Linked DNA regions of Homo sapiens: region 2 is linked to region 1. A link is an interaction called in ENCODE POLR2A ChIA-PET data of the cell type or tissue named here. Cell type or tissue: HepG2. All regions are shown on one strand. Each heading gives the region's core, and the rest is flanking DNA. Links, peaks and the distances in the headings are about the cores only. Region 1 overlaps LPP (LIM domain containing preferred translocation partner in lipoma). Region 2 overlaps LOC107986166 (a long non-coding RNA gene).

Region 1 (4,397 bases), core at 279-4,278:
TTCAATATGAAATGCTCAATATGAAATTAAGGATTAAGCTGGGTAATGAAACCTAGCCCCAGTGTCCTTTGATAATGACTTTTGTATTAATAGTTTCTTCATATATAAAATGGAAGGGGAAAGAAAAGATTTTAGTTAATAACCAAGATAGCTGTTCAGCTTGAATCACTATATAAACTACTGACTCACATTTTAAAACCTGATAGGCAATCTTTTGTTTTCTTTAAGCAACATATAGTCTCTCATTTGTACCATCAATCTATTCAATTCCTGATTTCCAAGAATCTTTTCTGCTTTATTCACAATTCCAAAAATAGAATTTATCTACTTGATTAGAGCCTCCCATCTATTGTAGTATTACGGAATTTATGTCTTTACCCCTTGGAATTTTTTACCCTACGACATTCTCTAAAACAGTATCTTGGAGGGAAGGAGTCTGAAATTTACAAGCAATGTCCAAAATTTGGCACTGAGGGGTGGTTGTTATTTCCGAAGTGGGGGCTGATTCTTGCACTATGGACCTTGGCAGTGTTACACAAGATTTGTTGACTCAAGGCTGAGTTATCTAAGTGTGTCCTTCAATTGGTGTTGCATAAGTAGATTAACCAGACTGAATTATAGATCGAATGACATCATTCCCTGCTCAGGAAACTGCCCCTGGTTTTTCACTTCCATATTGTGGCCCTGTCCTACCATTCTAGCCTCCCACTTTTTTCCCCTAAAGGAACTATGTTGACATTTGGGAAGAGTGTGGGGCAAGAAGCCTGGCACTGCAGAACGTCTCCTTTCTCCACTGCTTCTTCTCTTTTCTTGTTTGCCTCCCTCCCACTCCCTTGTTCTCAGATGAGGAGGCAGAGAGTTACCCAATTATTGAGTTTGGAGAAGAAACTGGCCATGTGTAACCCAGTCACTTCCTTCCAGTCTTTGTGAGTTACCTGACTGTTAGAGGCAGATCCTCCCTGCTCTTCATGGTTGGGAGCTTTATGCACAGTGTGCCCTAAATGGGAGTTATTGAGTGCAGGAGCTATCTGAGAGGAAGAGGGTAAATTTCATTCATGGGTGCTGCATTAGCAAGCCCAATGAGCTAATGTTCCACAACCTGGACATTATTGCCATCTGCCTCTGTGTGACTCCATTATTTTCAACTGGTTTCAATATAGGTAGGAGAGAATGAGAGAGAGAACAGCAAGTGGAGCTGGGAAAGGACTTGGTGACTAAGGCAGAGGCTAAATTCAGTTTCAATCAGCCTCCTAAATTATCACCTACTGTAACCACACTAAATGTGCACTATCTGATACCTGGATACATCCCTGCCTCTGCTTTTGCTCACACTCTTCAGTCAGCCTAGAACTACCTTCCCAAACCCTTACCTCTTCCTACCCTAACCTCCAGCCTTCTCAGACGGGGCCAACCTCTGGGATTCCTCCATCCCCCGAATCCTCACTTATCTTTTTCAAGCATTTTTGTCTTTATCACTCTGGAGTTACACAGACATTTTTAAGTCAAATCTCTATAAGACTCCAAGCTCCTGAATTGTCAAGGGCCAAGTCTCATTTATCTCCAAATCCTCCTTCTCATCCTTCCCCCAGTGGACCAAGTTAAACATTTAGTGGGAACTTATTATGTGCCGGCATGAAACGAAGAGCATTATATTCACGATCTTGCTTAACCTTTCCTAGGAAATAGGTACAGTCATCAGTCTCTAGATGGAACAGGGTCTGTGCTCAAAGGAATTCATCATTCCAGGCACACCTTGCTGCCTCTGGTGTAGGGAAACTTAAAGACTTGAGGCAGACTGGCAGATGTGGTGAAAGTGAGGCTCAGGAAGGCTATGTGCATTTCAAAACTGACTGTTCTATCTTCACTGCCTTAACCTTCACCTACACTGCCCCTGGGTTTAAGAAAAAAATAATTCTCACTTAAAAACAAAATAAAGGCTGGGCACGGGGCTCATATCTATAATCCAAGCGCTTTGGGAGGCTGAGGCTCACTTCAGCTCAGGAGTTCAACACCAAGCTGGGCGACATAGCAAGACCCCATCTCTACAGAAATTTTGTAGGTGGGCACAGTGGTGCATGCCTGTTGTTCCAGGTTACTCGGGAGGCTGAGGCGGGAGGATTGCTTGAGCCCAAGAGGCTGAGGCTGCAGTGAGCTGTGATCACACCACTGCACTCCAGCCTGGGCTACAGAGTGAGACCCTGTCTCTAAAAAATAAAATAACAAAAAAACAAAAATGGGAAGATGAGGAAAATAAAAGTCCAAATGGTCACTGCTCAACGAAGGGCCTAATTGCTCAATGTGAACAAAACTCTTCATCCCCAATCTTTGCTCTGAAAACAGAGGTCTGGATGACTGTGGTTTTGTCACTAGATGAATAGCGAGCCCTGAGGATTGTTAGAATTACAAGGCCCAGACCAGATCCACTCAAATATAGCTGGAAGCTTTCTAGTAACTCTAACCGTGCATGGGGAATGAGCTGCTCAGAGAAGTGAGTCACTTACTGGAATCTGTGCTGCCTGCATTACTCAGCTGATATTAATACACCCACTTGTTCATTAAAGTTTAATTGGAGTTCATGTGAATTGGTTTCACCGGATACTTAATCAAAGAGAACTGTTTGTGTACGAACCGTTCAAATACAAAGCTAGCAACACAGCTCTCCTTCAGCCTCTACACACGTCCACCGGCTGCTCTTTTAATTCTGTTGACACAATAAGTGAGTCAGAGAAGGTGGGACAATGACCCTGATGGAGGATGGGAAAAGCTGTCTATACTCAAACACAAAACAAGAGTAAATGAAAAAATCCTTTGTGAGAAGCCAGCCACAGTTCTCTAAACCCATCAGCTACAGTCAGACACTGGCCAGGACTCGAACGGCACCTCCTAAGCGGGAGCTTGTTCCTTCTAGTTTCTTTCTGGGGCTCATTATCAAAGCTGCAGGTCTCCTCTATTCCCTGGGCACCTGTTTTCTAGCTGTACATCTTTATTTTTAAAATGGGTGGATAAGAAAATTAACTATCATTCAACATAATCACACATTTCTCTTGTGCTGACAAGCAAACCATGAACACAATCCCTAATGCCTATTTATACAATCAGGACTGTCAGTACCCTGTTATTTCTTATCAGATATCTCATTAATCAACATTTGAGAAAGTATAAATTTTTAAAGCTTCTGAGAAAAAAACGTGCATGAAGTTAGGTGGAAATATACTTGCTTCGGTTTGGTGGCTCTAGTTGTGTTACCACTTTTTCCTTAAGTGTGTTCACCATTGTTAAGCATGCATGACTTATTTACCAAAAACAAATCAATATGAGTTTAAAACTTGGCACTATGCACTATTTTGAATCCCTGAAGCAATCCTCAGAGAATAGATTAAAGGGAAATCCACTTTTTAAAACAGGTTTATTGAGATATAATTTACATACAATTCACCCATTTAAAGTTTACGGTTCTGTTTTTAGTATTTCACAGTGTTGTGCAATCATCACCACCATATAAAGAGCATTTTCAGCATCCCAAAAAGAAACTCACAGTTATTAGCAATCACTACCTATCCTCTACCCCAACCCTGCCGGCAACCACTACTTTCTATCGCTACAGACTCTATAGATTTGCCTATTGTGGGCTTTTCACATAAATGGAATCATATAATATGTGGTCTTTCATAACTGGCTTTTTTTTTTTTTTTTTTTTTTTTTTTGACAGAGTTTGGCTCTGTCACCCAGGCTGGAGGGCAGATCTCGGCTCACTGCAACCTCCACCTCCCGGGTTCAAGCCATTCTCCTGCCTCACCATCCTGAGTAGCTGGGATTACAGGCACACACTACTACGCCCAACTGATTTTTGTATTTTTAGTAGAGACGGGGGTTTCACCATGTTGTCCAGACTGGTCTCGAACTCCTGACCTCAAGTGATTCACCCACCTCGGTCTCCCAAAGTGCTGAGATTACAAGCATGAGCCATGGTGCCCGGCCTTGTAACTGGCTTCTTTCACTTTGCCATAATGTTTTCAAGGTTCATCCATGTTGTAGTCCATATCAGTACTTTATTCCTTTCACTGCTGAACAATATCCCATTTTATTTTATGCCACATTTTGCTTTTCCATTCAGCCAATCTACTTCTTAAAAATAAAATAACCTCCCATCTACCAAATAATAGCAAGTGTTTTGATAGATATTAATTCTCAGTTTGACATATATTTTGCTTATCCCTTCGATGATCCACTCATGACTGTCCAATTATCCATGTTTAAAAAGTGAGCTTTGCATTAGACAATTCTCAACAGTGGAATGAGGTGGCAGTACCTTATAACCTAAGCCATTCTACATGTAAAACTCATCAAGATGGTAAGTTTATTGTTTCAGTATACAAAGAGCTCTCGCTAACATGATA
Region 2 (4,397 bases), core at 306-4,305, 290 kb after region 1:
TTTCATCTTGATCCAGACCTATCTCAAACCTGGATCTTAGAAGTACGGCAAGGGGTCATTTGGATGTCCAGCCTGAGGTGCCCTGACTTTACTCTGTAGCCATGGGAACACAGATCCGGTCATCAGGCAAGCACCAAAGCTGTTGCCAGTGGGACAGGGTGGTGGATAGAAAATGTGTGTGACTTTTCTTCATAAAAGTGAGTTAAGACACAATTTGAGATTCTTTTTTTTTTTTTTTTTTTTTTTTTGAGACAGAGTCTCGCTCTGTCGCCCAGGCTGGAGTGCAGTGGCGCAATCTCAGCTCATTGCAAGCTCCGCCTCTTGGGTTCACGCCATTCTTCTGCCTCAGCCTCCCCAGTAGCTGGGACTACAGGTGCCCGCCACCATGCCCGGCTAATTTTTTGTATTTTTAGTAGAGAAGGGGTTTCACCGTGTTAGCCAGGCTGTTCTCAATCTCCTGACCTCGTGATCGGCCCAAAAAAGATGGCCTGAATCAGAGTCTTTCTGCAGGTTATGCAGAAGCAGCGCGTAATCACTGTATGCCTTGGCAGGTGTCGCACCCAGGCATCCACCAGGCATTCTGACAGCTCTGTCCCATGAGCTCATCTGAAGGATGGTGGTGGTCACCTCAATGCCTAGGTCACAGGGTGGTTCTGAGGTTCACCAAAGTAAAGGATGAGAGAATGATTTGTAACCTGCGAAGTGCCTCGTTAAGGTCCTGACAGCTTCATATCTGCTGTTCTTATTAGGGATAGCTAGTGGTACCTGCCAACATCAGAGACATTGCCCTGAAGGCGAGAGAGGATACAAAGAGGAGTTCTTAGAACTAGGGGTTGCATTTCCCATTTTAGTGTGGGCCAGAGACCCGGGTAAGGAGAGCACTGGGGACATTCCTGGAACTTTTGTCCCTTCCCTACACTCATCACTTTCTGTTGGTATCCCTGTGCAGATGATCATAAAATGTATCAAAATAAAACTTGCCCTAGGTGCCAGTTTTAGGGGCAGCAAGTTGAAGGGTGGGTACTTGCGAGGACATGGGGTGGTGAGAAGTGTTTTGCATTCTGTAGGCAGCCTGCAATTATGAAGAGAGAAAAATGGGTAGAATTTTAAACTTTGTGGGGGAAAAAGAGGATTTTAGGAGTACAGGGCAGAAGGATGGAATGTGCCCCTGAATTGGGCTGGTGGGGAGTCCTTTCATGTACAGGAAGGAATAAAATACTGCTAAAAGGAGATTTATGACATTCACTACAGTCAGATAGGATAGTAGATGACAGTTTGCTCTCTAAAATCCGTAAGGACACATTTCCTCCTAGGGAAAAGTATCCTTCCTCCCACCGCACCTGGCACAGGCATACACATCTATTTATTTCCTTAATAAAGTATTTCTTCAAGGAGATTAGATAGGTAAGTGCGTCCTAGCACTAAGTAACCATTACTCATCCCAAATGTGGTCTTCAGTACAATAAACCTTAATTAAACACCATAAAGGGACAGGATACTTGTTCAGGCCTCTAGGGGACACAAATTGGAACAGAACTTGAGCCCTCAACATGTCTATAGCTTAGCAAACTCATGTGGCTCAGAGCCTTCACAACAAAGCAGGAAAGGCAAGGCCTCCCTTTTCACCTACAAAGGATTCATCTTCTTCTATACCCTCTTTGTTACAGGACAGTAATGCTTCCAAGCTAGAGGCATTCAAGGAGTGGCCCAGAGAACATGTCATTCAGGGCCTGGAAGATTTCCATCAGCATTCAGGTAAAGGCCTTGGCCCCTGGAGCCTGTCTCACCAGGAGGGAGCCCGGCAGGAAAAAAACAGTTGGGTTGTACTGAGCTGATCTCATTAGTGCTAGGGTTAATCCTGAGGTTAATGTATATTCGTTAGATTTTTTTTGTTTGTTTCCTGGTGAAATATTTCCATCCCTAAGCTGAGTTACTCTGTAAACTTCGGCATGGATTTAGCTGCATTCTCACTGAAATGCAGTGCCAGTCAGTGTACAAAAAAAAGCCCTAAGATCTTCCTTTAAAAGGGCTATATTTGAGTGTTCAGGTCAGATAATAAGGCCCAGAGAAGGTACAGAAGAAATGAAGAGTCTGCACTTATGTGCCTGTAAATGTTTAACAAATGGCTCTGTGGGGTGAAGGGGAAGCCCTGTTTGTAGTATTTGCTGATTTCTGCTGTGTAAATACTCCCACTGTGCCTGATTTCAAGCTACCAATACGATGCTCACTGAATGTGGAGCTAGGAAGAGATGCCAGGGTCAGCTCTTGTGAGCTGGTACCTGTTGGCTCCCGTACACCGCTAGCCAGCAGTCAGAACAGACACAACGAGAACACACTTGGAGGAGAGGAGGAGTTGGAACTCAGATGAGGAGGTTAGGTAGGTGTGATGGTGAATGTGGGAGTGTCAGCAGCACACGAAGATAAGCAAGAGGTGGACAGGCTGAGCGGCAGCCAGCATCAAGCCAGCCATAATAAATGGTCATCCTAAGAAAGACAGCTACTATTCACTGAGCAATGCTATGTGTCAAGAATTCAGTCTGCTTTGTGATGTATTCTCACAGTATCTCTGCAAGGGTAATTTTATTCCTATTTAACAAATGAGGAAATTGAGGCCTAGAGAGATAAAGCAACTAGTCATGTAAGAAGTGGTTAGGTAAGAGTGCAAACCTGCTGTTTGTTTCCACTCTACCATCAAGCTAGGGGGAGGCTGGGAATAAGTCCTGTTCCTAGACAGGCAGGCTATGGAGCTGTTGGTGGTAGACTTTAATTCCAACAGTTTTGTAGGAATGAGGACCCTGGGTGGATTATGAAATCAGAGATAAGATGAGTCACTGGACCCAGGGTGCAAGGTCAGAAAGGGACAAACTTGATGCTGGGTCACCTGACTGCTAAATGTCCTCTCACTGAAGACAATAAAAGCCCTCAATCCTGGAGTGGAGCAGAGAATTAAGTTGAGAACTCTTGCAGTGTCAACCACGCAAGGTATCAGTGACCAAGTCCTTGTGGATGCAGTTGGGACTTCTGAGGAAATACCCTATATAGGATAACTATGGATATCTATGTTTTATATCAATAGGGGTCTACAGTCCTACAGAGCTGTAATACAGCCTACGGAAACGAGTTTGAAAATGGAAAACTATGCTGAATAAACTGCTTATGACCCAACATCATTCCAAAGCAGAGTTGAGACTATGGTATAGCCGTGCACAGTGTAAGGCATGAAGGTTGGACGAGGATCCAGGTGAGTTAGGTAATGGAAGAGGGATGTGACAAAGCGTGCAGAACCGAAAGCCTCAGGATGAGATGAAGAAGGAGTGAAGGAAGCCTGGGAATTATATTAAAGAAAACTAGAGGAAAACCACCTTTCAGGTAGAGGGTCAAGAAGGCCCAGGACTAAGAAGAGCCTGAAAGGTCTCCAGGGAATGTGACACTGGTGCAAAAGGGAAATGGAGTAATAATAAGTGGCTGATAAATCAGATTAAACTTTGCTGGTATTTGCTATCTGTAGATAGCTTATGTTCCTGAAGTTCCTTTCCTGAGTAGCAGAGTTTAATGGTGTCTCTTAACTGTCAGTATTCTGTGTGAGCATTGAGAGTTGAAAGATAGAATTACAGTGACACAAGGTGGGGAATTTATTATTCAAAGAAAAACCAGATTGAAGTGGGATGTTGTGGTTGTAGATGCCCTGTCTATGAAGGACAAATCTCCCTTTTCATTCTGGAGTGCAGTAGCCAAAATCTGTGCCATTACATGAGTGAGCCCTTTACTACAACAACCTTATGAGATAAGGTCTCCTATTCTTCCCATTTTAAATTACAGAGAAGGAAAGTTTACCCTGCTAAGAAATGGCAGAATTAGGATTTGAACCTCATATACCCTTTAGAACCTGAACCTATATTATTAGGGCAAACCATATAAAATTTTCTGGGTTTTTTAGTATTTTATATTGGATGTCGGTAATTCCCAATCACATTATTTTGACCCTCAGTGTACTGAGAATACCATAGAAGTAAACAGATTTTGCTGTTTCAAGAAGCAGAATAGTCAGTTTCAGCTGCAACACAGTGTCTTGTCTTTTGTCACTTGTGATGCTAGTGGTGGGAATAGAACTTTTTAAGGAGCAGAGAGGATAAACTTGTGAGATTTTCAAGCATGTGGAAGTGACTTGAATGGATTCCCTTTAGGCAATGGACACCTGGATAGAGATCCAGGAAGAGACCACCCAGACGGTGAGCTACTTGAAGAGCCAGCATGGTTTCTGGCAGACAGTGTTGGTTAATAAACAGTGAACACTGAACGTGTATGCCTGTGTCAGATTTCACACTGAGATGACATAGTAATATGGCTCTCCCCTGGTGTGTACATTCACTACTCACCAACTCAACATCTTGGCACAA

What was found. Peaks named below come from ENCODE experiments on the same cell type or tissue, not always from the same donor. Only the 100,000 strongest peaks of a DNase experiment are listed, where the experiment ranks them.
Region 2: POLR2A ChIA-PET joins it to region 1 with 13 read pairs; 2 of 35 experiments call an interaction of 5 or more read pairs at or near these places.

The regions. Positions count from the first base shown.
Region 1 is chr3:188,293,364-188,297,760 of GRCh38, reverse strand. The region is part of intron 2 of LPP (LIM domain containing preferred translocation partner in lipoma); the gene reads right to left. Among named protein-coding and RNA genes, the nearest start is that of FLJ42393, 120 kb to the right of the region's middle. In HepG2, for the core only: no CTCF peak of the experiment used is centred there; DNase peaks (open chromatin) are centred at 570 and 2,650.
Region 2 is chr3:188,001,259-188,005,655 of GRCh38, reverse strand. It overlaps LOC107986166 (a long non-coding RNA gene), which reads left to right. Exons shown (of 5, transcript XR_001741061.2): 3 at 1,668-1,755; 4 at 3,077-3,241. Among named protein-coding and RNA genes, the nearest start is that of LINC01991, 27 kb to the right of the region's middle. In HepG2, for the core only: no CTCF peak of the experiment used is centred there; DNase peaks (open chromatin) are centred at 1,695, 2,165 and 2,805; H3K4me3 peaks cover 2,355 bases.